Linked DNA regions of Homo sapiens: region 1 is linked to region 2. A link is a loop called in an ENCODE intact Hi-C map of the cell type or tissue named here. Cell type or tissue: HepG2. All regions are shown on one strand. Each heading gives the region's core, and the rest is flanking DNA. Links, peaks and the distances in the headings are about the cores only.

Region 1 (16,271 bases), core at 5,860-10,859, 68 kb before region 2:
CTTGTCGTGTTGTCTAGCTTGAAGTGCAGTGGCGCGATCTCAGCTCACTGCAACCTCCACCTCCTGGGTTCAAGCAATTCTCCTGCCTCAGCCTCCCGGGTAGCTGGGATTACAGGCACGTGCCACCACACCCAGCTACTTTTTTGTATCTTTAGCAGAGATGGGGTTTCACCATGTTGGCCAGGCTGGTCTTGAACTCCTGACCTCGTGATCCACCCGCCTCGGCCTCCCAAAGTGCTGGGATTACAGGCGTGAGCAACTGTGCCTGGCCTAAAATTTTTTTAAATGAGGAATTACTTTTAAACAACACTATTTATAAAAAAAGAAACCGAAGTCATGGAATGAAAGTAGAAGGAGAAACCCTTGCGTAACCTACCAAAGCCATTCTGTTAGCACTGTTTTTGAGTCATTCAGGATTTGGAAGTTTTTACAGATTTCCATCAGGGTTTTTTTTTTTTTTTTTTTCTTTTTTCTACGTTGCTTAAGACAGTGTGGCAGTTGCTTTCATAATGTGTGGTAATGTATCCTGTGAGATCTTTCACTAATAAATCAGTACAAAGACTGCTGAAAATATCCTTCCCTTTGAAACTACAGGAAATTCAAGAGTTACCCATATTGTCCTAAGTGGAACTGAAAATGCCTCCTCATAAAAGAAATGTTACTCAAAACCAGTTAGTTCCAGAGAAGTTCAGAGACACTTGAAGTTTGTCTAGATAGTTTTCTACAGATGTCTTTGCAAGATGATTGAATATGGGTTATCTGTAAGTTTCTTTCTGTATCTAATATTAATAGGAAATGTTGTGTTTGGAGAAATGAAATTTTGGGGGGTTTTATTTCAGGTGGACTATATGGATGAAAATGAAGAATATTTTCAGCGGCAAGCTTCCCATAGACAGTCTCGAAGGAGATTTAGAAAAATCAACCAGAAAGGTGAAAGACAAACAATTATTGACACTGTGGATCCTTATCCCATGGGCAAACCTCCTTTGCCTAGAGGCTATCACACGGTAAGTTATACAAGTATAATATTTTTATTTATTTCTAGTTTTTTGTTGGGGTTTTGTGAAAAGATGTTTAAGTTTTCCATTTTTGACAAATCTTTTCAATTATATATATATACACACACATTAAGTATACTTAAATATTTATTTTTATTTGTTATATTAATAAATATAAAAATAAATATATAATATGTATATATTATTTAAACATTTATTATAGAAAGAGTAGATTTTTCTGGGAAACATGATATGATTAGTTTTTAAAAGACATTGAAATAACATGTCAACAGACTTTGCTAGCTCCTTTATTTCTTAAGTTGTTCTCTGAAGATCAGCTTTGTGATAAGCACATGTAATTGTAATTGGAATATTTTAAGTTGTTTTACCTTAATCTAACATTTTAGCGCCCTCCTGTGCACTCCACCCTTCACTCCCAACCCAAATGACTGCTGTCATCCCTGTTTTTTATTTTAAAAGTAGATATGTAAAAATTACATTATTTTTCATAGCTTTTTATACCTTTATGAGAATATCTCTGAGATTTATTTTTTAATGCAGTGAAGGAGGAATAATTTGAAATAATGCTTTTTAAAATCTCAATGTAAAGATGCTTAGAAATATTTCTAATAGGTTCAAAGATCCTCTTAAAGGCAGGCAGACATAACCCAGTTCATTGTCATTTATTTCATAAATATTGATAAATAAACTGCTTTTTATGTTTGAGGAAACCAAGACATAGATAATGAGTGCTTTGTTCAAGATCTCAATAAAGTCACTTTAAAGCCTTTTTTTTCTTATTCCTTTGTTTTTTCAAGAGCAAAGTCGCTTAGATTCCTGGATATGTCATAATAATGTGAAAGATCATTTATGCATATAATACCATTAAATGAGTGGTTATTTTATGTATAATTAATTTAAAATAAAAATATAAAAAATAAAAATAGATAATTAACAACTATTTTACATTCCCCAGTTGTTTTCCTTTACCTTTTTTTTCTTTCTTCCTGCAAATAAGTATAAATACAAAATGCATGGGAAAAATGTACACAGACTTAAAATTATTTACTCAATTTTTAGTAAGTTTAAGTGATATATCTTATACCCACACTTCATATATTCTATTTCTCAGAGAGCCCTTTTTATTTAAATATTTAATGTGGTTTTGACCACTAGCAACCTGACTACTCCTCTTGCTACCCATGAAGTATTTTAGTTTAACATGGATTTCATAGTTGAATCATTTTATTGAGCTCATTTGGAAAGGACTGCTTTTTCCTCATCACAAAGACATCTTTGTCTGTTGGAGAGACTAGTATTAAAAAAACCATGAAAGGTTTTTTTGTTACCATTGTCCATAAAAAAGGTAATGTTTTTAGGGTTGATGTAGCATTATGGAAGAAGGAAATATGTATTAAAAATAGTTATACATATTAATAGTACAACACAGATAATATTTTAGCCTAGCATAAATATTGCTAATTTTTTTCTGCTTTGGAATTGTTTTTCCAGATTAGTTTTCAGACTAAAATAGTCAGTGGGAGTATGGATTATTTAAAATGTAGCGTTAAAGTTGGTTTGTTTGTTCTTATAGTCATATTTGTCACACTTTAGTTGGGTGGGCCATTTAATAACTGTTCTCTCCCCTCACCCCCAGCGTGATTCCCCCTTTATGGAAAGCTTCATTCAGTTTCCTTACACGGCTCCCTTTTCATTATTTGTTTTAAAATATGTATTTCTTTTATTGTTACAAGTTTTTTTTTTTTAAGTGGATTTTTAAGAGTGTCTTACCTAGCCAGCAGATACTTTTAGGGAAAATTCAATAGTAGGATGAAAAAATTGGCTTGATTACTAATGGATCATATACTGGTTTACTAATGTGTGACATGTGGTATTAATTTTACTAAATGAGTTAAGATTGGCAACAACATGGTCATAAGGATTGCATCCTTTTTTGGGGTGTAAAAATAACATTATAATTTATTATTTATTTTACATAAATACATAATTTTAATGTAGGAAGATTGCAAAATTTTGTTTTGTGTGTATGATACCACATAGTAAAAAGAATTAAATAGAAATTATTCTTTATTACCCCTACGCCATATTTACTTATTCTTAACAGAAATAGTTCTCTTTGAAAGAAATTGGCTAATAGTGAAGGACTGAGGGTGAAAAGTTTATTTAAAAGAATTGCATGATCAACTTCACAGGTGATTTAAAGTCATTGCAAGAGCATTTCAAGTGCATGGCTAAATAACATGGGAAGCATTATACATATAGCTGATTCTATATGATCATTCTTAACTTAATTTTAACATTATCTTCATTTTGGCAGATGTAATATAGCATGTCTGATAATGTTCATCTTTTCCTTTCCTCCTTTATGGCACTCATTTCATTTTGGCTCAAAGGAATGCACTAAATCTCAGGTATTGTAATTTGTGTGTGGTCTTCTGACACTAACCTAAGTTTACGTGTGAATTTGCACTGTTACTAATGAATTTATAATATTCATATGTTTTGCTTCGTCTTGTCCTTCTGTATTTTGCCCTAATTTACTTTGAAATTATCAGTGGTTTGGGTGGTAGAATAGGCTGCTTGATCTGTACAGACCTGGGGATGGATTGTCCATGTTGAAGAAAGAACTCAAGTGCAAGCTACTTATTTTTAAAAATGAATGGAGCACTTAAAAAAATGAATGGAACACTGTCCTTCACTAACCTGCTTTGCAAATAAAAAAATGAAGAGAGAAAGGCAGGCAGACATAAAGGATTTTTTTTCCTTTTTATGTGAAAGCTTATGGGAAATTCATTAGAAATTTACATTTTAAATACTACAGATGAAAACTTTAAAGTTCAGGAATCTCAATGGGAGAACATTTTGGGAGGCCACTGGTAAAATTTCAGTCAGATTTTTTTTTAAAAGGTTGGTCAAAAAGGAAACAAAGTTTAAAATCTCTTGTATTTTCTTATTTGCACTTTATTTTTAACAAGGTTTCTTGCTTTTATTTCATTCTACATTTTAATTGAGGTCTGTAATAATCTCCTTGCTCACTTCTTTGATGCCAGTACATGACTAAGTACTATACTAAGTACTAAAGTACATTACTAAAGTACTGTACTAAGTACTAAAATCTATGATTTTCATTATGAGTTCTTTGAAGATCTAGATTACATTTGGGGTTATCCGGGAATTTTGAGTCAAGGAAGAAAAACTGATTTATCCTTGAAAACTAATTGGTTAAGTAACTAGTAGCATTTTATGCTTGTGTTTTATTGTTGTACAGGGAAAAGATCATGAATAATTTATTCACATTGGGGAAATCTATCATTGATATATCTTTGGCTATTAGAGTAACTTTGCCTAAAAGTATGAATTTTATGTATAATTTTTCGAATTAAAATGAGACAGTTCCTTTATGTTCTATACAAGAGAGTACGTATTAGAATGCCACAGGTGTCATGATTGCTATATTGGTTTTTGGAAGCACTACTAATTTTTAAATGATGTGGTAAATCTAAAACATTTTTATGTAATTTTAAAATTTTAAGTTCACTAAAATAATTTTAAAATTGTACAGAGTTTTATGTACCTCAGTGTTTTGAGCTTTTCTCTGAAAAGAGTACACTTAAAATATATATAACATGATATTTTAAAAGATAAATCAATATGTAATTGATCTTCGTCTTTTTTTAGCATAAATTACCAGTCTAATTCCAACTTAGAACTTGGAATTGAATTTAAAATGCGCACTGAGTTATGATGTATACTTTAATGTACACTTTTTAAAATTAGATGCATTGCAGTAGTTTAAAGTGGATTATAATGATTTTCTTTAGAAACATGAATACTCATAGTCCATGTACTGTGTTTTCAGGACATTTTTCAAGGCAAGTGTATGAGGTTTGCAGAGAGAATAGCATTTTAAAATGCAGTGAGAAAGGAAGATTGGAGATGGCTTTCATTAGCATTTTCTTACATTTTGATGAGTAGAGATTGAGGCCGTATTTCAAATTGCTAAAAAATAAGATTTAGCATGAATTTTCAGTCTTAGAGTGAGTAGATTATAGAGACAGGTAATAAGGTTCCTGGCAGAGGCTGGAAGATTTGGGGTCTGTCACTAAAGAACTATCTTGGGACTTTGGATGGTAATAGTTTACCTTGTCTCCAGGTTCAGAATAGGGCAGGTGAAGAAAAGCTATGTTTATTTTACCCATAGTTTCAAGCCTTCTCTGTATTGATCAGTAATTTATTCTAGAAGTTTGTGTGGGTAGGAAAATCTGAATTCCATATTAAAAATGGAGAGGAGAGGAAGGACCATTTTAACTTTTACCTTATTGGAGTGACGTGGGAAGCTGGCACATTCCTCTTCCATCATCTTCTATTCCTCCCCTGATTTTAATGAGGAAAAAACCCAGCTCTTCCATTTTCCTAGTTTGGAAAGAGGAAAACTGTACAGAGAAATATTAGACTAAAGATTGAAGAAAACTTGGCCAAATTGTAGAGGTTATGTGTCCCAACTGACATTTCATAATTTCCATCCTTCCTAGGCTGGTGGCAATGTTAAAATGCTCTCCATGCTTTAAAATTCTGGTTGACCCCACACCCCCACTCCTACTTACCCAAAAATATGGCTCCACTTTATACAAATCTGAATCAGGAGACTTTGAACACAGTGTAAATAAAACATACTTATAAAGTTTCAGTCAGTACAAAAATTTTAAAATGATGAAAACTTATTGGTCGTGTAAAAGGATATCTCCCACACATTTTATTAGTAGTCCTTTTCTACAGTGTGAATATACACTGCAGAGTACTGTTTCATAAAGATACATTGAATTTTCCAGTAGATGAGGCTTAATGTTCTTAGAGATAACATGCAAAAGTAATGGAAAATACTACATAAGATTAAATTAATATAATGTAAATTGAATGCCATATAATATTAAACTTTATGGAAATAATTTCTGTTGTAGTCAGTGATAATACAATATTTTTAAAATGTGGCAGCAATGTAATAAGATTGATTCATGTATGAGGCTTATGAAAATCAGTCCCATTTTAAAACTAAGGTTATTATTCTGTATAATAATATAAGGCAAATTCTATTTCTTACAATGGGTGTATAAGATATAACCATTCCTAGGATATACCTTAAATATCTCTGAAGTCAGTATTTCTCCTGAGATAGAGTTAAGTTGGTTTCTCCTTCAGTTAAAGACTCCTTGGTAGTTTTGGTTAGTTTCAAAAGTCATTCAGCTATTGAAACAATGAAAACATTACAGCATTTAGTTTCCGTGATTGTGCACATTTATTTGACATTTAGGCTTTCTGACTTGAGTTATGTTCTTAAATAAGAAGTAGGCAATATTTTTACTCATATCATGTCTTTGCTTTATCATTTATTATTTATTCAGTTTTTTACTGAGGTTTCTTTAGGTTTGACTCAGTATTTGCTACTTAAGAGGGTATGTTTTGGGTAATACATCAATAACTTGTATAGCTAGTAAATTTCCTAGAATATTTAAGGACTTCAAATTTTACCTTCAGTTTATGTGATATCACACCTGGCTATAATTTATATGATATTTAAAAATCTGTTTATGTATATATATGAGAAATTATTCAAATACAGGGGAAATTTCTTAGTTATCTTAACATTTTTTATCCTTTTAAAACTTAAATTTATCAAACATTTGTTTGCTTAATTGTACCTGAAGGCTTGTCTTCAATATTACTATCAGTGTCTCTCTGTGAATTATAATGGGATGGAGTTTCAGGAAATTTGTGTATTTTATTTCTTGTATCATAGAAAAGCTCAATATTTTCATTTATATATTTTTGGTCATTTAACAAATATTCATTGAGTGCCCACCATGTTTCAGGTCTGTCCCAGGCTCTAGAGATATAAAAGTCAACAACACAGGAGAATCTGCCTCCTTTGCCCTTACAATCTCACAGGGAATACAGATAAATAAATGGTACACACCCAGGGCCCCTACAGGAGTCGGGGATGGTTTCATGAACCACCTGAATATCTTGGCTCAAAGAAAGATATTTTGTACAGAAAGAATCTTATTTGTTCAAAGACTTAGAGGTTGAGTGGTTATAGGGTTTTTGAAAGCCATGTTGAAAGTTGAACTTTTTCATGACTGTAAGGAACAACAAAGAGACTGAAGCAGAGGTGTGACATACTGAGATTTACATTTAAATAAACTACTCTGGCTCCAAGATGGAATAAATTTTGGGGATAGGGATGGTAAAGTGGGACCACAAGACCTGGTTAAGTAATGGAAATGGAAGTGGTGGCTAGAACATGGCAACTGGAGTAAGAATGAAAGGTGAGGGATTTAGGTGGTATTCAGGGAGAAGAAAGTAGAAATAATTTGTTTCTTTTTTTTTTTTTTTTTTTTTTTTTGAGGCAGAATTTCACTCTTGTTGCACAGGCTGGAGTGCAATGGTGCAATCTGGCTCACCGCAACTTCTGCCTCCTGGGTTCCAGCGATTCTCCTGCCTCAGCCTCCCGAGTAGCTGGGATTACAGGTGTGCACCACCAGGCCTGGCTAATTTTGTATTTTTAGTAGAGACAAGGTTTCTCCATATCCGTCAGGCTGGTCGCGAACTCCCAACCTCAATTGATCCACCCGCCTTGGCCTCCTAAAGTGCTGGGATTACAGGCGTGAGCCACTGCGCCCGGCCGAAATAATTTATGTTTCAAAATAAAACTTTAAATAGCTCTAATTCATTAATTTCTGATGATTTGCTTTGTGGGCAGTACTTTCTATTCCAATAGTGTTTAATGACCATATTGTATATGAATATAAATACATGACTGAGAGTTTGAGGTAGATTAGTTTCAAGCAGATTATTCTTTAATCCAGGAAAGCTAAATAGAAATGTGAAAACTGGATTAGGTAATAAAGAATGGAAAAGAGGATGAAGAGAGAGTGTTAGAGAGTGATATACATACAAATAAAACCTGCCACAAATTTTACTAAAATTTATTGTTTGGATGCCTGATGCTTTATGTTTTCATCAGAAGAGTCTTAGGAGAGTGGTGTCAAAAGTATCCTTTGCTTTTCACGCCCATTATCGGCAGGTTTACTAGTTCCTCTTTACCCTAAATTATGTTGCATTTTAACATCCTGCAGAAAGCTCCCTGTGGAAAAGTCTCTGAACAATGGGTGGATGTAACAATACTGTGCTGTGTGTGCTGCAATTTCTGGCAAAATGCAGCATGTTAAAGCTGCTATAGTGGTCTCAACCTCCTTGCTTTAGGGGGACTAACTCTCTTTCTTGCAGTTACAATCAGGTATTTACGTTGATTTAATTTATACGGATTGGGAAATTGCACTATAGCATATGTACAGAAATTGAAATGTAAATCAAGAAATAGTTTAGAAAATAAAATGATTTCTCATGCTATTAACAGCATGCATTGTAAATTCATGCAAGGCAGTTAAGAATGGTATGCAGTGTGCTGTTTACCCAAGTTTCAGCTTCTGTTGAAGGATGTCTATTTTTATATATTACATCATCTCTGCTACAGAACTCCGGTGTCCACTGGGATTTACTGTTCTTTCATTCCATTTTGAAAGAAAGCTTGTATTGATGTCATAATTGGACCCATCTTTTGGTTGCACTTGGAAATTGAAAGTAATAAGGGTGTTGTGTAGCAAGTCATGCAATATTTCAAGCGATTTATTTGTCGAAAAGATCACTGTCACTTTGTCTTGCCTCTCCTTGTGAATACTGGTGGCTCTCTGTGCTTGTACATGTTTTAAATATACTTGGCTAAAATTTAGCTTTTAATTGCAACAGCGAAGATGCTTTTCATCTTCGACTGTTTCATTTCTTATCATGTGATTTTTTTTTTTGTCATGAGATTTTGCAGAGCTACATGCTGATTTTAAAAAAAGTCTCTTTTTTTTTTTTTTTTTGAAAAATCTACTTTGATATTCAGACCTATTTCCTGCCAGTGCTGAATTGATCTTTTTTACAGTTATCTGTTGTAAGTTGTCTGTTTTCACTGTTTGAAATATCAGGTGATTGGAAATACTCTCTTTTGGTTTTGAATGCAGTTTTAAAACATTATTAACCTGAAATGCCTCTCTGTTAGCTGGAAGATATTGCTGACTTCTGGACAAAACTCTAGCATTTTATGGAATATATAGATGCTAGGTTTTAAATCACTTGTGAAAGAAAATATTTTAATTATTTATATTAAGATAATTAAAAATACCTAATAATGCTATACGTATTTATCTATATAAAATTTCCCCCTTATTTTCTCTGAAAAATTTAGTCAGTATTATCTGTACTATTTTAATAGTAAACTTTTTTTTTAAAAACTGATCAGGGAAAAACCTCCACTTCTTTTTCCCAGTAACAGCTTATTTGAGATATAATTCACATGCCATACAATTCACCTATTTAAAATACATAAGTTAATTGTTTTTCTTTTTTGGTTAAAGAAACCCAGATACCATTAATGTTACCATCTTAACATTTTTATGATACAGCTCAGTAGGGTTAAGTATATTAGTAGTAAACTGGACTGACTGAGCATATCCATTTCACAGATGTACTGCCTAGCATCCTTTGTGGTAATTAAAATTACTCGTATTGGGAAATATCAAGGCAAAAAAGTAAAATAAAATTACACATAGGCTAAAAAATACCTTTAAAGATATTTTGGGAAAAAGTAATTGTAGAATCTATTTTTAAAACCTTACTAAATAATTTTATTATAGCAGTTTCTTATGGACTCAGTAAATGATCAGATATCCTCCCCCACCCCCTTAAATCTTCCTTTCTTTTAAGTAGAAGACAGAAGACAACATATATGGTGCAGTGTGTACTGCTCGGGAGATGGGTGCACCAGGATCTCACAAATCACCACTAAAGAACTTACTTATGTAACCAAATACCACCTGTACCCCAATAACTTATGGAAAAATAAAAATAATAATAATTAAGTGGAAGACAGGTGGTAGTTGGATGCAATATGACATTTGAAATAGCTGGCCTAGGGGAGAAATGGTATGGCAGCAGAGTGGACCAAATCTGTAATATGAATTGCTGATTTGGATAAATAGTGGAGTAATTACAAAGGGAAATATTTGAGGATGAAAAAGAAAATACTCAGGCTGTCTTGATTTTTACTCAGATGTCTATGAGAATAGCAATGGTAATCTGCCATTTGTGGTTTCAATACAATGCAGAAGACATTTGAGGGTATTAGAAAATAAAACCTCAAAATAAGTTGTGACATTTCCCTTTCACCAATTATTAGCACTCTTCTTTTTTTTTTTTTTTTTTTTTGGGACAGGGTCTCTTGCTCTGTCACCCAAGCTGGAGTGCAGTGGCGTCATCTTGGCTCACTGCAACTGAGAGGTGACAACGTGCTAGCAGCCCTCGCTTGCTCTCGGCGCCTCGGCCTCGGCATCCACTCTGGCCATCCTGGAGGAGCCCTTCAGACCGCCACTGCGCTATGGGGGCCCCTCTCTGGGCTGGGCGTGGCCGGAGCCGGCTCCCTCTGCTTGCCGGGAGGTGTGGAGGGAGATGCGCAGGTGGGAACCTGGGCTGTGCGCCACGCTCATGGGCCAGCACGAGTTCCCAGTGGGCACAGGCTTAGCAGGCCCTGCACTCAGAGTGGCCCGCCGGTGCTGCTGGCCAGGGCAGTGAGGGGCTTAGCACCTGGGTGAGCAGCTGTGGAGGGTGCGCCGGGTTCGCCAGCACTGCCAGCTGGCCCGCCTGCCTGCCCGCCCTGCACTTGAATTCTCGCCAGGCCTCAGCCACCTCCCCATGGGGCAGGGCTCGGGACCTGCAGCCCGCCATGTCCGAGCCCCCCACCCTCCGTGGGCTCCCGTGCTGCCTGAGCCTTCCCGACGGGCGCCGTCCCTTGCTCTGCAGCGCCTGGTCCCATCGACTGCCCAAGGGCTGAGGAGTGCAGTGTGGGACTGGTGGGGAGCTCTGCCCGCGTCCCAGGCGTGGGATCCACTAGGCAAAGCCAGCTGGGCTCCTGAGTAGAGTGGGGACTTGGAGAACTTTTGTGTCTAGCTGGAGGATTGTATATGTACCAATCAGCACTCTGTGTCTAGCTCAGGGTTTGTGGATGTACCAGTCAGCACTCTGTATCCAGCTAATCTGGTAGGGACTTGGAGAACTTTTATGTCTAGCGAGAGGATTGTAAATGCACCAATCAGCACTCTGTCTAGCTAAAGATTTGTAAACGCACCAATCAGTGCTCTGTGTCTAGCAAGTCTCGTGGGGACTTTGAGAACTTTTATGTCTAGCTAGAGGGTTGTAAATGCACCAATCAGCACTCTGTGTCTAGCTCAGGGATTATAAATGCACCAATCAGCACCCTGTCAAAACGGGCCAATCAGCTGTCTGTAAAATGGACCAATCAGCTCTCTGTAAAATGGACCAATCAGCAGGATGTGGGTGGGGTCAGATAAGGGAATAAACAGGCTGCCCAGTTTGCCGCCGCGATCTGCTTGGGTTCGTTTCCACAGCGTGGAGTAAATTTTGCTGCGGCTCACGCTTTGGGTCTGCCACGTCTTTAAGAGCGGTAACACTCACCGCGGAGGTCTGCAGCTTCCCTCCTGAAGTCAGAGACCACGAACCCACCAGAAGGAACAAAGACACATCTGAACATCTGAAGGAACAAACTCTGGACACACCATTTTTAAGAACTGTAACATTCACCGTGAGGGTCTGTGGTTTCATTCTTGAAGTCAGCCAGACCAAGAACCCACCAATTCCGGAGACACAACTCCACTTTTCAGGCTTAAGAGATCCTCCCACCTCAGCCTCTTTAGTAGCTGAGACTACAGGCGTGAGCCAGCACACTCGTGTTTTTTGTAGGGACAGGGTTTCGCCATATTGCCCAGGCTGAGTTTGAACTCCTGAGCTCAAGCGATTTGCCTGCCTTGGCCTCCCAAAGTACTGGGATTATAGGCGCCTGGCCCTGTATTTCTTTATACAAAAATTTAAACTGAACCTTTAAAAAAAATGTTTCAATCATCAGGACTTTTGGAACACTTAAGAAAGTTTTTAGAAAGGGATCATTTTGCCATTTGTTAATTTATGAAATAAGCATATCCCTAACCAACTGGGATGTAGAGAATACTTGAGCATCGTTGATATTCTTGATGTCATTTACAGTGGGCATTTTTGAGGAATACTGACGGCTCAGTTTAAAAATTACTCTGTAGTATAAACTTTTGCCTAAATTTTAGTATTAACTTTGGTTAGACTGAAAGAGCAGCCAGCTATTCTGCAAGCGGATTAAGTTGTCAGAGGGTTCTGCTGAAGTGGGTGTAAACAGGAAATCTAAGGACAGTTGATAACTGCATTCTTTCACATCAGCTAAGAGAGGCCGATTGTTTTCTAGTTGCAGCAGTTTTCAAACAGTTTCATCTCTGGACTCCTTTAAACTTCTAAAAAAAATTTTTGGCTCTAATGAGCTTTTGTTTATTATTTACCATATTAAAAATTGAAACAAAAAGTTTTAAATATGTATCCATTGATTAACTTAAAAATAGTGATACACCCATTACACATTAACATGAGGGTTTTTAAGGGGAAATATAAAACAAATTTATAAGAAGAATGATAGTGTTTGATACTTTAGCAAATATGTTTAATATTGGTCTAATAGACAGTTGGGTTCTCACATCTGTATTCAATCTGTTGTGATATGCTGTTCTGGTTGAAGTATGTAAAGTATATGAAGAAAATCTGGCCTCACATGCATAGGTAGTTGGAAAAGGGAAGAGTATTTTAACAGCTTTCAAAAATAAATGTGGGTGTTCTTTCAAAGACTGCACCAAAATTTGACCAGTAGTGGTTTCTTAAAGATCAGTTGCAATGAGGAATTTAAAACCATGTTAGTGTAACTTGCCTTACTCTCTTTTATTAAAACCCATTGGTCTTAATTGCACAATGAAAGGATCTTTTTACTTATGCATACTTTTGTAACATCATGCATTGGTCACTGGGTTAAACAGTCTTCTGAATTTTGGCGCATTATACAATATAAAGAAAAGTCACATTTGTTAATACCACCACAGATCTCATAAAGAAAGGGCCTTAATTATTAAGAAGCTGTCAGACTTACTGTGTTAGATATGTTTTTCAAAATTCTTTTAGTTGAAACTTCAAATTTTATCATTAGCAAATTATTATCATCTGTTTTTCTTCAAATGACAAGCTCATTTTGTTCGTTTTTAGAAAATACCTGCCAGATACCCAATTCCGAATAACCATAGTTTTTTTTTTTATTATTTGTTCTTTCAAATGAAAATGTTTTTCTGTGGCCAGGCGCGGTGGCTCATGCCTGCAATCCCAGCACTTTGGGAGGCCGAGGCGGGCGGATCACGAGGTCAGGAGATCGAGACCATCCTGGCTAATACGGTGAAACCCCGTCTCTGCTAAAAATACCAAAAATGAGCTGGGTGTGGTGGTGGGCGCCTGTAGTCCCAGCTACTCGGGAGGCTGAGGCAGGAGAATGGCGTGAACCCAGGAGGCGGAGCTGGCAGTGAGCCTGGGGAACAGAGCGAGACTCCGTCTCAAAAAAAAAGAAAATGTTTTTCTGTGAAAAAAAGGTGCCAGTTCACTTACGACTGGAATAATTGCACGTCTTTTCCTTGAGACAACCATTGTACATTGTAACAAAAGTGCTTTATGCAAACTTCTCGCTTCATCATACAGAATATTAAAAGGACGTATACTAATGGGTGGAGATATAATGTAATTAATTATTACTGCTTTATCAAGGACACTTTAATACTGGCATTTTCTTTTTTTGCCACTGTGAGTGGTGGTAAAGAATACAAGGACAATATTGGTAATAACAGTAGTTACATAGTAGTAGTGATGCCAGTGTCTTGATATATCCTAAGACATCAGTTAGGTTTTACCCATTTTTGCTTTTGCACTTGAGCGCAGTGAAAAAAGCAAGTAACATTTTAATGTCATAATGAAAACATAGTTTGACTTTATGAACTCTTAAGAGTCTTGGGGACCCTCAGGGGTCCTGAGACCATACTTTGTGAACTAGTCTCTTACAGATTTGATTCACTGGTTTTTCAGATTTTATTTGCATAATATAATAGAGTTCTGCAAATAAACAGAACCAGTGGAGCGTTAAGGGAAGGAGATATTCAGGAATTGGCGTATGCTATTGTGGATGCTGACAAGTCCAAAATCTGTACCTAATACAGCATGACTTTTTTTTTTTTTTTTTTTTTTAAATGAGACAGAGTCTTGCTCTGTCACCCAGGCGGGAGTGAGGTGGCACAATCTCCGCTCACTGCAACCCCTGTCTTCTGGGTTCAAATGATTTTCCCATCTCAGCGTCCCAAGTAGCTGGAACTACAGGCGTGTGCCACCACGCCTGGCTAATTTTTAGTAGAAACAGGGTTTGACCATATTGGCCAGGCTGGTCTCGAACTCTTAACCTCAGGTGATCCGCCTGCCTCGGCCTCCCAAAGTGCTGGGATCACAGGCGTGAGCCACCATGCCCCACCAGCATGAGACTTTAAATAGTCCTGTGGTGCATAATGACATTTTTGTCAGTGAACGACCACATACACAACAGTGGTCCTGTAAGATGAAGTACAGTATTTTTACTGTAGCTTTTCCGTGTTTAGGTATGTTTACATATACAAATACTATTGTATTACAGTTGTCTGCAGGATTCAGTACAGTGACATGCTGTACAGATTTGTCACCTAGGAGCAATAGGCTATCCCAAAGAGCCTAGCTAGGTGTGTAGTAGGCAACATTATCTAGGTTTGTGCAAGTACACTCCCATGATGTTTGTACAAAGACAAAGTTGCCCAATGACGCCGTTCTCGGAATGTATTCCCCGTCATTCTGTCGTTATGATGTGTGGCCATTTTTAAAACTTCTTTCTTCTCAAAACTCCCCTTACCTTATTTCTAGAATTCTTCTCTTTCTTTTGCTCTATTTTGAATATATAGTTTTTTTTTTTTTAACTGGTGCCTTTGTGCTGCCTTCAGTCTTTTTCTGTCTCCTTGTTCTTATATTAAGACATAAGTGACCAGTTTCCCTTGTTACCACAAAGTGTGATTGGCAACTCATGACTGTGCTCTGACATTCAAAATTCTTTCGGTAATCAGCTACTATAAAGCAAAATAATTGTCTGAGGGGATAGAGCTGCCTTTGGAAAGGCACCAGAAATGTTGTCTCAACTCCTCAAATCTGAAATGGTGGGTCTCCCTTGGTGAAAACTGAAATGGCCAGATGAATATTCTACGTGATAAGGGGTCACCATAGGTTCTTGCATTGTTTTTGGGTAGAGATTTTTTTTTAAATAGTCTCATTTTCTTCCATACTGTGTTTTTACTTTTATTGTAAATACCATGTTTTGTAGTAGTTGATTGGATTATTAATATCTTGTTAATTTTGTTTTTAATCTTAAAACTTCACTGAGTTTAGTGATATATACTTTTAAATTTTTGTCGAACAGATTTTAAGTTTGCTTTATGTCTTGGAAAAAATATTTACTTCCTATAAAATATAACCCATCCAGAAAACAGGTTTTTTTATACACTTGCTCTAAGACAATCTTTTAGTAAGCATTTCATAGATGATCAGTACATTTTGTTTATGTCTAGCATGCTGTTGAACTGACCAACATGATTTCTGAAATTCATCTCTGATCTCTTTTTTTAGTTTAATTTTATTTAAAGTTCCAGGATACATGTGCAGGATATACAGCTTTGTTACATAGGTAAACGTGTGCCATGGTGGTTTGCCGTACCTGTCAACCCATCACCTAGGTATTAAGCCCATGTATTAGCTTTATGTATCCTGATGTTCTTCCCAGTATGGCCCCCTGCAGGCCACAGTGTCTGTTGTTCCCCTCCCTGTGTTCCCTCTTAAAAGTGAGAACATGCAGTGTTTAGTTTTCTGTTCCTTGTTAGTTTGCTGAGGATAATAGCTTCTAGCTCCATCCATGTCTCTGCAAAGGACATGATCTTGTTCCTTTTTATGGCTGCAGAGTATGCCATGGTGTATATGTATCAAGTTTTCTTTATCCAGTCTATCATTGATGGGTATTTGGGTTGATTCCATGTCTTTGCTATTGTGAGTAGTGCTGTGATGAACATATGTGTGTGAGTATCTTTGTAATAGGATGATTTCTATTCTTTGGGTATATACCCAGTAATGGGATTGCTGGGTCAAATGCTATTTCTGCCTCTAGGTCTTTGAAGAATCGCCACACTGTCTTCC
Region 2 (16,271 bases), core at 7,223-12,222:
TTCTTTTATCAAATCTAACAATTTTTTGATGGAGTCTTTAGGGGTTTCTATATATAATGAGATCATTCCATCAGTGAACAGGGATAATTTCACTTCCACTTTTCCAGTTTGGGTGCCTTTTATTTCATTCTCTTGCCTAATTGCTCTGGCTAGGACTTAGAATACTATTTTGAATAGGAGTGGGAAAGTGGGCATCCTTGTTACAGTTCTTATGGGGAATGCTTTCAACTTTTCCCTGTTCAGTAAGCTGTAGGTTTGTCTTATATTACAAGTTTTTCTTATTAAAGTCCATACTGAGTGTGACAAAAGGAAGGGCCTAATAAGACTGGATCATTGAATTAGCTTCCTTGTGTTTTTAAAAAATTATTAGATTTAGTATCTGCTTAAAATAAATTTTTATGATACTGAAGGATAGAAAATAAGCCAGAGCTATGGGATTCAAAACTGTTTTTAAAATAAAATAATTCTAATTGTTAAGAAACATTTTATTAGCTTTGAATGTGCAAATTTAGGAAAAGAGACTGAAATATACACAAATATCCTTATTTGGCCTTCAAATACATTATGTTACTATTGGATTGTATATGGTTTCAAGCAAAATAACATTATTCTTACTTTACAAAGAATAACTCTTGGCTTATTAGGAACTGTGGCATGAAATAACCGTAAAAATAACTTTCTTTAGAGACAATATAGTTATGAAGGATCATTGTTGTATTTAGTCAGTGCTGTTTTTATTTTTTTAATTATTGAAAGTTAGTGAACAATTAAGAATACCATCAATACAAGACATATTCATTTAGGTCCTAAATTTAGTAGATCTTGAAAAATAATTTTCTTTTAAAGAGATAGTATACTAGTTATATACTTTTCTCAGTTTACCTCCTCATCACATACACACAAACACACCATTTATTCTGAAAGTTGATTTTTCTAAACATTTATCGAAGAGTTCCCTTGTGTAAAACAATGAACAGTATACATAAAAGTTGTATTTTAGTTTATATTAATTGAAATATTATGGCAGAGCCTTCATCCTCTAAACTTTGAGATTATTATTATACATCTTGAAAATCTATAGTGAGAATACAGCTTGAGGTTACAATTATCACTGTTCTCATCAAATAAATACAAACTTGGATGAAACTCCTAAAAGGTAAATCTATTAAGATAATGAAGTAACTTGTTTGACCAGGTGCAGTGGCTCATGCCTGTAATCCCAGCATTTTGGGGGGCCAAGGCAGGCAGATCACTTGAGGCCAGGAATCTAAGACCAGCCTGGCCAACATGGTGAAACCCCATCTCTACTAAAATACAAAAATTAGCCAGGTGTAGTGGTGCATGCCTATAGTCCCAGCTACTCGGGAGGCTGAGGCACGAGAATCTCTTGAGCCCCAGAAGTTGTCAGAGCAGTGATCCAAGATCTCCCCACTGCACTCCAGCCTATGGGGCAGAGCAAGACTCCGTCTCAAAAAACAAAAAAGTAACTTGTTTGTATAATCGATTGAGGCATATTCTGAGGGGAATTCTAGTCATATGTGCTTTTACCTTGAATAGGCTAGATAAGTACATGAGGAAATGCAGATGGTACTTCTGCCCCTGGTTATCATCTGATTGTCTGTGAAACCAGAGTGTGGATGAGAGTTCCTAATTGCTCTAACATAGTTGGAGCTTACAGCCTGCTATCTGGCTTTATCTTTGGGTGTAGATGAAGAAGAGGATCCCTGTGCATCATTTCAGTTGCTTAAGTGTCAAAGCTATTTGTTTCAAATTTGATGACAGGCAGATAGCCTGTAAGTATATATCCATCATAAGGAAAAATCCATAGATGTATCTAAGGATCTAGTTATTGGCTGTGCAAAACTTAACATTTAGTAGAGATTTTCAGTAGACCACTTCTGTTGTCTTTGAATCTGAACTTAAAATGAGAAGTCTGACATGCATCTGGTTCAACTTCCAAATTTGCATTTGAATCCTCTGCTTCTCTCCTGTGAATCAAGCATCCAGTTTATTCTTGAACAATTCCAAGGGTGAGCAACTTTCTCCCCTAGAAGCCTATTTGATCTTCATACAGTTCTGATTTCAGAGGTCTCCTGTCACATTGAAGTGAGAATAAATGCTCACAAGATGGACACAGAGAGATTGAATTTAGATGCTGTACACCAGGGAGATATGGATAGAATAATGTTGCTGAGATGGTGGGAAGAGAGGAATTCATGAGTGAATTCTTAGTCATTCTTAATTACTAACCTTAAGAGAAGAAACATTCTTCTGTTTTAACAGGAACACATCCTGGGGAGTTTGGGAGTTGTGGGAGTTCCTGTCTTAGACTTCTGTTTTCTCTCGGAAGAGTTGAGTTCATTTGTTGAGAGTGAGAGGGTTGGCAGGTAGAGAGTTTTAAGGAGAGAGAAGTTTTGAAATAATAGTTGCAGAGAGTAGGAGAACAAATTGACCAGAGAAATGGAGATTCAATTGAGTTAGTGCCCTCAAATATAAAGTGATTTCCCTCTGCTCTGTTAAGTAGCTTTCTCCACAGTAAGCACAAAGAAAGCAAGGATTTGACTTCACCCAGGACTGAAGTTTGTTAAGTGAGTGTAATACAAAGACAGGTCGAGCAACAAGGCAAGCGTTTTCTAACTGCAGATCATAGCTTTTGTATGCCTTCTGCCTGGAATGTTTTCTCCTAGCTTGATCCTTTTCAGCCTTTGTTTTCAAGTGTCATCTCCTCAGAGTTGTTCCTTTATAATCCTCTGTAAAGGAAGTCCTCCATTTTGATTCCTTTCCTGCCTAATCTTTTTATTTCCTTCCTAGACGCCAATTGAACCAATTATTAATTTTTATGTTATCTCTCTGCCTAGAAGAATGACACCTTCAAGAAGGCAGGGAACTTGTCTCTCTTGTCTCTATTTTTTCCCCTAGAGCCTAGCACAGTGCCAGGAAATTTTAGGCATTCAGTAAAGATGTGTTGAATGAATGTAATTGAAATAATAGACTAGGGAATATAAGCTGGATATGAAAGGAAGACAGGTGTGAACACTAGACACAGAAGGTAGTAGAGTCTTGAGTGAAGATCCTTCTTAAGTTGAAAAAGGGTTACCTTAGAAGCAGATGGGGGCAGGTTGAAAGAATAGAAGGTTGTTGGTGATTGAAAGCTTTAATGCCTAAGTTAGTAATACGAGACAATGCCATTTCCAGCCATGATAAGGTCCTGGTTAAATGGTATGGCCATCAGGATCAGAGCGAGTGGCTTAGGCAAACCGGAAATAGTTGTACAAAATAGATAGATCAATAGAACAGAGAGTTCAAGCAAAATTGAACTCATGTGTAAGGATGTAATATGTAATAGAGGAAACTTCACAAATCAATAAAGAAAGTGATGGATCATTCAATAAATGGTCTTTGGGGTTGGGGAATCATTTTGTATTCTTATTTTGTATCATAATTAAAATAAATTCCTGATAAACTAAAGAGTTAGCAAACAATGTTTTAATAAAGGATCAAAACATTTTGTAATTAGAACATCAATTGATAAGAAGATTTAAAGTCAGAATATAACTGATTTACACAAATAAGAAAAATACTCAGCTCACAATGTTAAAATGTTCAAAGGACAGTAGTTGGTAACTTACAGAAACGAAAATGCAAATGTCTACACCTTAAGTATTTGAAACATAATAGTAATTGAGCATATAAGGACTTAAATATGAAATTATTCTGCCTATCAAATTAGCACAGATTTTCTTACTTAAAATAAGCATTTATAGACATTTTTATATACTCCTCGTAGGATTGTAATTTTGGGGAAGCAACCTAACGATTTACATTAAGAGCTTTAAAAAATTGTTCTTCTCTTTTAGGCATATATATGCTTTTAATAAGCAAAACTTTTTTGGCAAGTGATTTTAAAGTGCTTACTGATAAAACATGCAGTATTTGATTTTTATTTTAGTTAAATTAATACTTCAGTAGAGCTTTATGGCATAAAAATTTTTTTGTTTGTGAATTTTCTTGATTTTTTTTAAAAAATGTAAAATAAATTGGTTTTAAGAACTGTGTTCACAATAGCAGAATGTATTTAGTCCCTTTTGATTTAAATAGTGGAGCTTTCAGCATTGATCTGAGAATATTGTTTTTAAAAGAATATCACTATTTAAATATTAATGGACAACAAAATCTATGTTAGTCAGTACCTGTATAAGATAAATTAATTTAAGACAGGAGTTATTTGGCTAACATAACTATGTAAACCTTTCTCCTTGTTCCTGAAACAAATATATCCAGATAAGCTTTTAAATATAAAGCGTCTGTTTTAGTGTCTTTATTTAGAAAAAAAGGGTTTAAAGACATGCGTGAGTCTTAGTAGTGTTGTTATTTGGAGGAAGCTAGAAAACAATAAGTGTTATGTTCATAGGCAAATATGTATTTAAACTTTTTATCTTTTATGACTTAGCAAAGTGGAAAACATTTTATTACTGTATTATATTTCAATTTTTTTTTATAAGACTATTGAGAATGTCGAGCAAAGTGCAGAGTACTTAGTATTTCTTGGTTGGTCACACCTGATTTTGAGTCCTAGCACAGTTACTGTGTTTTGTTTTGCTTACATTGAACAACTTATTTAATGTCCTTGACATTTTCTCCTCTGTAAACTAGGGTTAGTAATACTAACTTGCTGAATTGATATGAAGATTATTATGTTTTAAAACATCAACTTTAGTGCTAGACACATATGATAGTCATTCAATATAGGATCACTATTTTTATAATTGGTGTATGAACCAGTTGACCAGAATGTATTTGTGCAGTTAGTCTAAGATACTATTTTACAAATATATAAGGAGAGTGTGGTGTTTAACAGAATTTTGTGGGGTTTTTTGGTCAAATTCCACAAATATAAATTGCGTGCAGCGTTCATTGCTGCTATGGGGAGAGGTAGAAGGTGTACAAGTTCTAAGATGAAGAAAGTATCCCCTTGAGGAAGGGACTTTTGATCTAGCTTGAGACTGGCTTGCTTTCTCCCTTATTTGATCCAAAAGCAGTCCTATGAATAGTAAGAAGTTGTATCTACAGTTTACATCGATGATAAGATGGGCTTGTGGAGGTTAAGTGACTTTGCTAAAATCACATCATGAATAGTAGAGGTGAGATTTGGAGCCACAAAACTGAGTTTGTTCACACAGTAAATACTACATTCTAGGTACTCTTCTTAAGTTTAGTACTCCTCCTGGAGACCAGTTTGTGTTCCTTAAACTTTTAACTCCACTTAATCTCTAAACATCTTGTCCACAAGGCAGTGGTATTATGAAATTAGTAGGTCCCTGAAAAGTTGTTTATCACGTTCTTTTAAAGAGTATGATTTAGAGAATCTGTAGTATTTTAAGGTAAAATGGTTATTTATTCTAAATAATAATCTCTAAATTTTTGGTTTAGTAAATGTTATTTTATGAATAGTTTGTTTCTTAAAGCATGGAATGCACATAGAGATAGCAAGCAACTGTGATCTTTTAAATAAAGTGGAAGGTTCAGTTTGGGAGAGATAAATCCAGTTGACAGTTGAAAGTCTTTATGTTCTGCTTAAGCCTTAAATATAAATAATTTAAACGATAATTATTTCTTTGGGATGGTATAAAATATATTCCATCTTTTTGCATACATTAGATGTTTTAAAATTAAAGAAAAACCATTAGCTATATAAATTATTGAAAATATTTTTAAAATTTCTGTCTTTGGTAGTGTCCTTTCTTCACTCTATGCTAATATTAAAGAATGTTTATATAGAGAACTGATAATATTTTTGAAAATATAAGGTGATGAGTAATAAATAGTCTTCAATGTGAAGATGAAACTGAGGTAAAAATGTGATCATAGCAAGCATTAGCAAATTGTATTTCTAGACTTCAGGGTCAGGTGCTGATAACAATGTTGACCTATTTTCTCTAACCACAACCTTGGCATACTATATCACATCAAGTTCTACTTCAGTTTCCTTCTTAAATCTAGCAATGATTCAGTTAATTTTGAGTTTAAATTATGAGATGTGTTTCTGAGTGTGTCACAGTTCTGTCTGTATGGGCTGCAGTGGCTTATTACTCTCCTGCCTGCAGTATCTCTGCTTATAATGACCAGGCCATTGAACTTTCATAAACATTAGGTTTTCTGTCTTCAATTATTTTCCCCTTAAGTTTCTTTTTTAAATAATATATGCATTTTAGTTCAGGAAATTGTACCTAAAGAGCAGAAAATGTGATAAAACTCATTGTTAACACATGCTTGTATTATTTCAAAATGTAGGATTAAATCTTATGTTCTGTGATATGAACCGGGACTTTACAAAGCTGAAACTTTGTTTATAAGAAAATAGCACAGGCTGGGCGTGGTGGCTCATGCCTGTAATCACAGCACTTTGGTAGGCTGAGGTGGGCAGATCACTTGAGGCCAGGAGTTCAAGACTGGCCAAGCCAACATGATGAAATCCCGTCTCTACTAAGAGTACAAAAATTAGCTGGGTGTGGTGGTGCACACCTGTAGTCCCAGCTACTCGGGAGGCTGAGGCATGAGAATCGCATGAACCTGGGAGGCAGAGGTTGCAGTGAGCCGAGATCGTGCCATTGCACTCCAGCCTGGGCAACAGAGCAAGACTCTGTCTCAAAAAAAACAAAAAGAAAGAAAGAAAAAGAAAATAGCACAATTTATTCTGTAAATATTAAATTATAGGAAAAGGATAGATCCTTATATAAGCCACATTCATATTCAGTGAATGTTTAAAAAGAGACAGATTAGATTGCGATTAAGACTCTGAAGCCAGAATTCCTGGGTTGTAGTCTTGATTCCACAGTTTATCAGCAGCATGACCTTGGAAAAATTATTTCTCTTCACCTAAGTGTTAAGAGAATAATAAAAGTTAATAATGGCTTTTACTTTATAGGGTTGTTTTAAGGATTAGATGAGTTAATAAATACATAGCAATTAGAGCAGTACCTGACACATTGTAAGTATTTAGTGTTACCTTATTATTATTATCAAAGTCAGTATTTTATATTTTTATCTTTCTTTTAAAAAATATTTTTTTCTTAAAAAAGGTATTTATTATCTTTGAGAATCGTATGGGCTATGATTTGAAGTTGAACTTTGTAATATACGTTTTCTACAAAATTAATAATTGTATAAGATGTTTTCAAGATTTTAATATTTCATTTGGAAAAACACTTCTGTTCAAGATTGATGTAGTTAATATTTAATTGAATTCATTTTTACTATGCTTAAGTGATAATTGAAGTCTAGGTATATAATGTCAAATAAGATCTGTATGATATATACATACATATTGCTGAGATGATAGTCACAAAAGGCTACATGGTGACCTAGAAAGGATAACTGTTCTAGGATTGAGCTAGTTCAACAAAAGAGGCCATCTTGAAATGTGTGACTCCAGTGACTTAGAAAATTTGCAGGTATCTTGATAACTTGAAGTTTAGTGATGTGATTACCTGTGTTGATGAATGGGAAGAAAGAGTATGTTGCCTTTACGCGTATGGTCTCCTATAGTGTTTCTCGATTTATAGTTTAACAGTGGTCATTGGGATAATCCAACTAATTGTTAATGTTTCGTTTGCATATTTATCAAGTTACCTTTGATTTGTGGCTCATTTTTCCATAAGGACTGTCTAATTGGGGTAAAATGGTCCAGGCTTCTTGGCATTAATAAATTCACACCTATTCTGCAAAAGGAATTGCTCAGAATTGTCACCCTTAAGCTGTTAGCCTAAGCCATTCTCTTTGAAGAATGGAGTGAAAACAAATACTTTTTCTTCTTTATTCTACTATGTTTCAAATGCCATATGACAGCTAGGATAAGAAATCAAAATTACTGAGATAAAGTCGTTATTCCTGACCAAAAATTTAATAGGAGGTGGAATCACTCATATTTTGTTAAAGTAATTGTTACATGTAGTTTCTGGTGCATACATAGTTGTTGGATGGAAAAATAAATATAACAAGCATTATTTTGAATGAGGCTTGCTCTTGTTTCTTTGGGCCCCAAAGATTTATTTACTTAAAATAGTTTTTAATTTTTGTGTGTGTGTCTTAAGGCCACAGAAAGCGAGGCTGGTGATATGGACCTGAGTGGGTTGCCAGAAACAGCAGTGGATTCCGAAGACGACGACGATGAAGAAGACATTGAGAGAGCATCAGATCCTCTGATGAGCAGGGACATTGTGAGAGACTGCCTAGAGAAGGACCCAATTGACCGGACAGATGATGACATTGGTAAGCTTGAACAGGAAAATGAATCTACGAGCAATTAAAAAGATTTAGTGGCAAAATTGTCTGATGAAATAGAGCCCAAGACTAGTAGGCTTTAAAAACTCATTAATTTATTAATTTCCTTTGTATAAACAGTAGTATTTGTTGGACAAAAATTGGAAAAAATCAGGTTTACTCAGTCTTACCTTCAGGAGTCTACAAATAATAATGTGAATGAAACTTCTTAGTAAACCCTTTCCACATAAACCCTTTCTTAAGCTTAGTTTATGACAAAAAAAAAAAAAGTTAAAATGAGCCTTTCAAGCAGTATTACTTCTATTAATTTTCTCGTGAGCACTGTTTTTATTAAGCTCATGTTTTCTGTATGTAAACATAAAGGCAGTTGGTAAAATTGTCACAGTGATTTGCTTCTACTCTGGTTTTGTGTGAAGACGCAAGTGGGTGGAAGGAGACAGCAAAATGTCAGGTTAGTGGCATATAGGCTGTGTGATGGTTGAGACTTTTTTTCTGTCTTTCTTTTGCTGTTTTTGTCCTTTTTTTTTTTTAATTTTTATTTTATGTTCAGGAGTACAAGTGCAGGTCTGTTACATAGGAAAACCTGTGTCATGGGGGTTTGTTGTATAGATTATTTCATCACCCAGGTTTTAAGCCTAGTACCCTGTAGGGACCAGCCCCACAGGGTCGGTGGGTCTCTCCCCATGTGCAGAGACGAGAGAGTGTAGAAATAAAGACACAAGACAAAGAGATAAAAGAAAAGGCATTTAGGCCCGGGGACCACTACCACCAAGTTGCGGAAACCGGTAGTGGCCCCGAATGCCAGGCTGCACTGGTATTTATTGGATACAAAACAAAGGGGCAGGATAAGGAGTGTGAGTCATCTCCAATGATAGGTAAGGCCACTTGGGTCACGTGTCCACTGGACAGGGGGCCCTTCCCTGCCTAGCAGCCGAGGCAGAGAGAGAGAGGAGACAAAGAGAAAGACAGCTAATGCCATTATTTCTGCATATCAGAGACTTTTAGTACTTTCACTAATTTACTGCTGCGATCTAGAAGGCAGAGCCAGGTGTACAGGATGGAACATGAAGACGGACTAGGAGCGTGACCACTGAAGCACAGGATCACAGGGAGATGGTTAGGCCTCCGGATAACTGCGGGCGAGCCTGACTAATGTCAGGCCCTCCACAAGAGGTGGAGGAGCAGAGTCTTCTCTAAACTCCCCCTGGGGAAGGGAGACTCCCTTTCCCGGTCTGCTAAGTAGCCGGTGTTTTTCCATGACACTGAGGCTACCGCTAGACCATGGTCCGCCTGGCAACGGGCATCTTCCCAGATGCTGACGTTACTGCTAGACCAAGGAGCCCTCTGGTGGCCCTGTCTGGGCGTAACAGAAGGCTCGCACTCTTGTCTTCTGGTCACTCCTCACTATGTCCCCTCAGCTCCTATCTCTGTATGGCCTGGTTTTTCCTAGGTTATGATTATAGAACGAGGATTATTATAATATTGGAATAAAGAGTAAGTACTACTAACTAATGATTAATGATTTTATATATAATCATGTCTATAACCTAGATCTAGTATAACTATTCTTGTTTTATATTTTATTATACTGGAACAGCTCATGTCCTCGGTCTCTTGCCTCGGCACCTGGGTGGCTTGCTGCCCACAGTACCCATTGGTAATTTTTCCTGAACTTCCACCTCCTCCCACCCTCTAACCTTCCGAAAGGCCCCAGTGTGTGTTGTTCCCCTCTGTGTGTTCATGTGTTCTCATCATTTAGCTCCCACTTACAGGTAAAAACATGTAGTATTTGGTTTTCTGTTCCTCTGTTAGTTTGCTAAGGATAATGGCCTCCAACTCCATCCATGTCCCTGCAAAGGACATGATCTTGTTCTTTTTATGGCTGTATTGTATTCCATGGTGTATATTTACCACATTTTCTTTATCCATTCTATCATTGATGGGAATTTAGGTTGATTCCATGTCTTTGCTGTTATGAATTGTGCTGCAATGACTTTAAGTGTACCCAGAGGTTAAAAATTTAAGTAGCTTTATATCCACCTTTCCATCATAGCAAGAGTTGGTTGTGTAGTAATTGTTTTGGATTTGAGTATGCCTCCCAGACTCTGCCTTGTTTCTTCGAACACTGGAAATGAGAGCAACTTCCGTTGAGAGTCATCCTTCCACGAGATTTCCAGGGTCCATAGCCACCCTTGCCTGAGCCTTGCTTGTCTGTTGTACCACTCCCCCAACTCTTGGGCCAATACATATTTGAAGGGCAATTAAATGAACTGAATCTGTTGGAATTGATAAAGGATGGTGTGGAGTGGCTTGTTACATGAGTTTGAGTGACACAAACATGTATGAGGAAAAACTTTCACCATTTCAGCTATATACATATTCTAGGAAATTAAAGGCAAAAAAAAACCAAAACCTTAGATTAGACATTCAACATTTAATTGAAGTAATTTATGGGAATTGCTAACTCTTTATAGATGAATATTGTATGGTAATTATTATTTATTCATTCAGCTAATGTGGGTGAGCACCTTCTATGTACCAAGCAGTTTTCTAAGTCCTGGCAACTCACTCAGTGCTGAACAAGGGCAAAAGTCCTTGTTCTGTTGCAGTCTATTAGGGGAGACGCGTGATCAGCAAGTGAACAAATAAACCTATTGCAGGCAGTGAGTGCAGTGAAGAAGAGTAAAGTAGAGGCTGGGCTGATGGAAGCAGGGGAGTGGCCTGAGTGGAATGGTTCTGTTTCACCCCCTGAAGACTTAGGTTTGTACTTTTCCTGTTTCTGATATCGCGTGTTGATCTGATTTACAATTTCTAAAAACGGGTTTCACTCTCCAATTCCCTGTTCACTTTCTTGGGTCCAATACCACATGTTCAGCTGATTTCCAGTGTCCAAAATTGCATTTCACGTTCTCATTCTTTGCCCTTGCCAATTTCTTTCTTTTTAATCCCCTGTAGTTTTAAAGAAGTAAATTGGAAGTGTGTTCAGTTTACCATTTCAATTCAGAATCTTTACTCATAGGTGCTTTAAAAAAAAAAATTGGTGAAACGTTGCCTATGAATAGATTGATTTGGAAGTTACCATTTTGTAATCTAATATATCTTTTTTGAATCTGTTCATTTTAAAATAGTTGTGAAGAAAATGCTGATTATTAAAATACATGTCTGTCATTCTTGGAAATTTAAGACTTTCAGTTGATAGCTGAGAAACCCTCTTTCCCAGAATCTCTAGAAAGCAGCAGCCATAATGATTCCTACAAATAAATAAAAAGCCATCTTTAAAAAAAAAAAAGTGCTTGTCAATATAATTGCTACAGGGAGTAGCATTTATTTGAATACCAGTTTACTTGCAAGCAATGACAATTATCATGTTTGCAGCTATCAAAGATACATTTATTTAAAGCAATAAATCACTAACATTAAACAAGTCCTAAAGGGTGTTGTTTGTTCTATGTAAGACCTTGAAAGATTTTGTATTCTATTTCCCTGAAAATAAAATATGTGTGAGAACTGTTTAGCTCTTGTTAAATGCAACTCATCCTCCAGGATTTAGTTAAAATAGACAACCTTTATATAAAATACAAACATCTGTATGATTGATGTTTTCTCTAGATGCCTCTTTTCCTACCCAACGTCCTCTTCCCCTGCAAAAAAGGGACAGATTATGTCCACGTGCATGCATGTGAGTGTGTGCATGAGTGTTTAAGGTGAATCAAATGAAATTGCTAATATTTGAACATATTTTTGCGAGCTGCAGGAAGAAAAAAATTCCCTTTGGGTTCTGATAGATTTCTTGGGTATAGTTTTGTTTCAGTACTTTGAAGGAAGGGACTTTATCATATTAATTTTTACCCTGGAACTCATAACTTTGTAGGTACTCCATTATTGAATAGTTTTAAAAAATTTTTTTTGTTTTGAGAGTTTGACACAGTAAAGTAGAAGACTACTTTGATCTCTTTTAACAAGCCCCGGGTTTTTAAAAAAAATTAATAAAACATTTCTTATATAAAATTGTATCAAGCAAACCAGGATAAGCTAATTTTCTGAATTGGCTTCGGCTTCTGGTATCTATAAGTTAATTATTTGGGTTTTTTTATAATGGTACATTGTAAATAAAATGTTTTTAAAGCTTAATATTTTTCCATAAACGTTAGATAGGTCATAATAGTGTATCATTCTAATAGGTAAGTGTATAATTCTATAGATTGTTCTAAGAAATACAAAAGAAAATTGTCCTGTTTCTCCCATCCGTGGCTTCTTTTCCTTTGTCCTGAGGATTTTCCTAGTATCCATCCCAGGCTCTGAATTCTTGGCTATCCTAAGCCCTTTTAAGTCTGTATGATACCTATGGCATTGTCAGAGTTTTGAGCCCCCTGTAGCAGGAGTCTCCACCCCTGGGCCACAGACTGGTACTGGTCCCTGACCTGTTAGGAACTAGGCCGCACAGCAGGAGGCGAGTGAAAGGTGAGGGAGCATTACCACCTGAGCTCCACCTCCTGTCAAATCAGTGGCAGCATTAGTTTCATAAGAGTGCAAACCCTACTGTGAACTGCATATGCAAGGGTTCTAAGTTGTGCACTCCCTATGAGACTGTAATGCTTGATGATCTGAGGCAGAACAGTTTCATCCCAAAACTATCCCCCCGCACCCACCAAGAGTGGAAAAATTGTCTTTCACGAAACCTGCCCCTGGTGCCAAAAAGGTTGGAGACTGCTGCCATATATATATATGATTGGTTATAAAATAGTTCTTTATTTTTAAAAATTGCTCCAATCATCTAGTATAATATAGCATAGAAATTATCTAAAAACCAGTGATACCATTATTGAATCCTTGAAATCTTAAAATGAAATCTTAGATGCCATCTGGTTTAGCATTTATGTATTTCTGGTTTTTCAGCTGAGCCTGGATAATTATGTACATCTACTATTTGATCTTTCTGTCTCCTTTATTCTTACAATATATGATATGCAGGTATCTTCTATCCTGTGGTTTTTTTTTTAATGCTAGCCGCTACTTATATATCACAAATTAAACTCATGACCCACTAATAGATTAAGAGTCTGCCAAAAAGCACGCAATATGTCTACACGAAGCACTTTAAAATTATTACAACAAATACTTGTGAAGGTACTTTGTATTTTCTTCCCACTTTTTATTCTCTGATCATGTATGTGGTAATTATTTGACTTCTATTATTGTCTAAACAGATACTAAATTCAAAACATTTCTGACAATTTCTGGCCCACATTTTTCTTAAACCCATGAATCTTTGCTTGTCCAAAGAAATTTAGCAACTACAAGGGGTGGAAAAAAGTAAAATGCATGGTCTATAGGTAATAGTATCATAGTTTATGGTGAGGCGTGAGGGATGATGGCTAAAGAAAACAGAGGCTGGAAGCTGCAGAATTAACTGGGATGTGCTTCAGAGGACCATGACTTGTTCATTTGCCTTTATAATGCAAATCAAAAGGTCAATGCATTGGTAAAACAATGATTCCTGCCTCCCATATATGATAGATATGGGTCATCTCTTGCAATGGTGTTCAGAATTGCTTTACTGCTTCTCCAGGAATAAATACATTTTATGGTACAGCACAGACACTCCTACTCATTCCAGAAATAAAAGTTTCATGAAACAGAACGTATTCTTTCTATAACTGATGTGCTTTGATAGTTTAACTTATTTTTTAAAAAATACTGGTAGCAAAAGTAAAGTGATTTCCTGACACATAAATCTGAGTCAGTTTGTGCAACACTGTCCTATTGGACAGAATCTTTGGGTACACCTATCATTATCATTTTCCTTATTGCCAGAGCCCCCCTGTGTAATGAAAAGTCTTATATAGGAGGGATGACATAGAGTCCAATCAGAACATGCCATTGCCCAACTGGGCCAGAGAAAACCACTCCGTCTGTCCTTCCAGAAATGTTGTATCTGGGAAAATATATTCACAGAATATATTTTTCTGTTGTGCTTTGTTTTAGCAGTTAATAAACTATATCCAAGAACATAAAATTTGTCACTAAATCTTAACAGATAAAAGGAATGTATATAGGGAATGTTTGATTATGTACAAGAAACATCTAGTATGATTTTTATTTAGCCAAAAGTTTGAATGATGTCATGACTATTATAATAATGACAATAATAGCAGTTCTCATTTATTGAGTATTTACTCTGTGCCACGGACTTTTATCATCTTTATTGCATTTTATTCTCACAGCTATCCAGTAAAGCAGATATTGTATTTTTCTTTTTAAGTGAGAAAACTATGACTTAGGGAAGTTAATCACCTTGCCCAAAGTAATACAGCTAGTAAGCATTTAAACATCTGATGTACATACACCCTGTGCTCTTTACCACTCCCTTTAAAGTCCAGCATGATCTTTGGAAGCAGATGGTCTTGAATCATGTCACTGCCACTTTTTTTTTTTTTTTTTTAAGAGACAGAGTCTCACTCTTTCACCCATTATGGAGTACATTGTCACAATCACAGTTCATTATAACCTCAAACTCTTGGGCTCAAGCAATCCTCCCACCTCAGCCTCCTGAGTAGCTAGGACTATAGGTACGCACCACCACAGATGGCTAATTTTTAAAATATTTTGTAGAGATAGGGTCTTGCCACATTGCTCAGGCTGATCTTAAACTCCTGGCCTCAAGCAATCCTCCTGCCTCAGCCTTCCAAAATGTTAGGATTACAGGCACGAGCCACTGCGCCTGGTCTTGCCATCTCTTAATTATATGATGCTGATGCTGAGCCTTGGTTTCCTCCCTATGAAATGAAAAAGAAAACGCACTTCACAGAGCCATGGTGAGGAGTAAGGAAAGAACTTAGTGTGTAATTAGTAAAGCTACTGAATGATAAGAAAACACAGGACTTTTAAAAATAGAAAACCCAGTACTTGAAGAGACTGTGACATCAACAGCTAGAACCCTACCAAAGTGTAAGCTGTTTCTCCAAAGCATTCCCATAGGAAAGAAGAGTGAACAAACTTCCTTTTTTGCCAACTTGTGGGCTAAAAAATGGTGTTATCAGTTTTCATTTTCATTTATCATATCATGTCGTTAATTTTTTAATTGATCTTTTTTATGGATTTGATACATGGAAAATATTCCTTAGAATGTTTGAATTAAATATAGTTATTTCTGCTGACTATTTTAGGCATTCACCTGCCCAAAAGGCACAGGAATGAACCAACTGACTTGTTGGAGAATTCTCAGAGCTACCTTTCATTTCCACTCTCATAATAATAAGCCTTATATCTCATTTACAATAGAAATTTCCCATTTGAAGTTTAGTAATGTCTTTAGTGGTATTAGAACTGGAGTTACAATAAAAACTGTTGCCTCTAATTCAACAAGTAAGAGTCATCATTTCCACAGTGACAGAATTCTTTGTGTACCTGCAAGAAATTCAGCTGGTGCTAAAGATACTTGATATGTATTTTTCAATAAGCAAAATTGTAGGGCATTTAAAAAGAAAGGACCCTAAAACATTCTTTTTGAATACTTGTTTTTAATAAAAGTAGTAGTTTTTACAAAGTATGTCTTTTGCTTTTCAGAACAACTCTTGGAATTTATGCACCAGTTGCCTGCTTTTGCCAATATGACAATGTCAGTGAGGCGAGAACTCTGTGCTGTGATGGTGTTCGCAGTGGTGGAAAGAGCAGGGACCATAGTGTTAAATGATGGTGAAGAGGTGAGTAACTATTCCTACCACTTAAAAAGTTTCTTCTTAAAGATATCTCAATACAGCAATTGAACAAAACCCCAATTCTTACTTTTTCCTTTTTAATACCCAACAACAGTAAGTTTGAATAATTCAAGAATTATGGTACACCTGTTATGTCACTGTATTAGTCCATTTTCACACTGCTGATAAAGAAATACCTGAGACTGGGAAGAAAAAGAGGTTTAATTGGACTTACAGTTCCACGTGGCTGGGGAGGCCTCAGAATCATGGCAGGCGGTGAAAGGCACTTCTTAC

The links. Peaks named below come from ENCODE experiments on the same cell type or tissue, not always from the same donor. Only the 100,000 strongest peaks of a DNase experiment are listed, where the experiment ranks them.
Region 1: it touches region 2 in a loop (3-fold over the local background); 3 of 110 quality-filtered maps call a loop at or near these places.

The regions. Positions count from the first base shown.
Region 1 is chr4:159,240,362-159,256,632 of GRCh38, forward strand. It overlaps RAPGEF2 (Rap guanine nucleotide exchange factor 2), which reads left to right. Exons shown (of 30, transcript NM_001394067.2): 6 at 840-1,007; 7 at 3,413-3,430. Among named protein-coding and RNA genes, the nearest start is that of MIR3688-1, 120 kb to the left of the region's middle. In HepG2, for the core only: no CTCF peak of the experiment used is centred there; a DNase peak (open chromatin) is centred at 8,530.
Region 2 is chr4:159,306,501-159,322,771 of GRCh38, forward strand. RAPGEF2 (Rap guanine nucleotide exchange factor 2) reads left to right here. Exons shown (of 30, transcript NM_001394067.2): 9 at 8,091-8,268; 10 at 15,847-15,983. Among named protein-coding and RNA genes, the nearest start is that of MIR3688-1, 190 kb to the left of the region's middle. RefSeq lists an enhancer at 9,417-9,711. In HepG2, for the core only: a CTCF peak has its summit at 9,628 (motif pointing left); no DNase peak of the experiment used is centred there.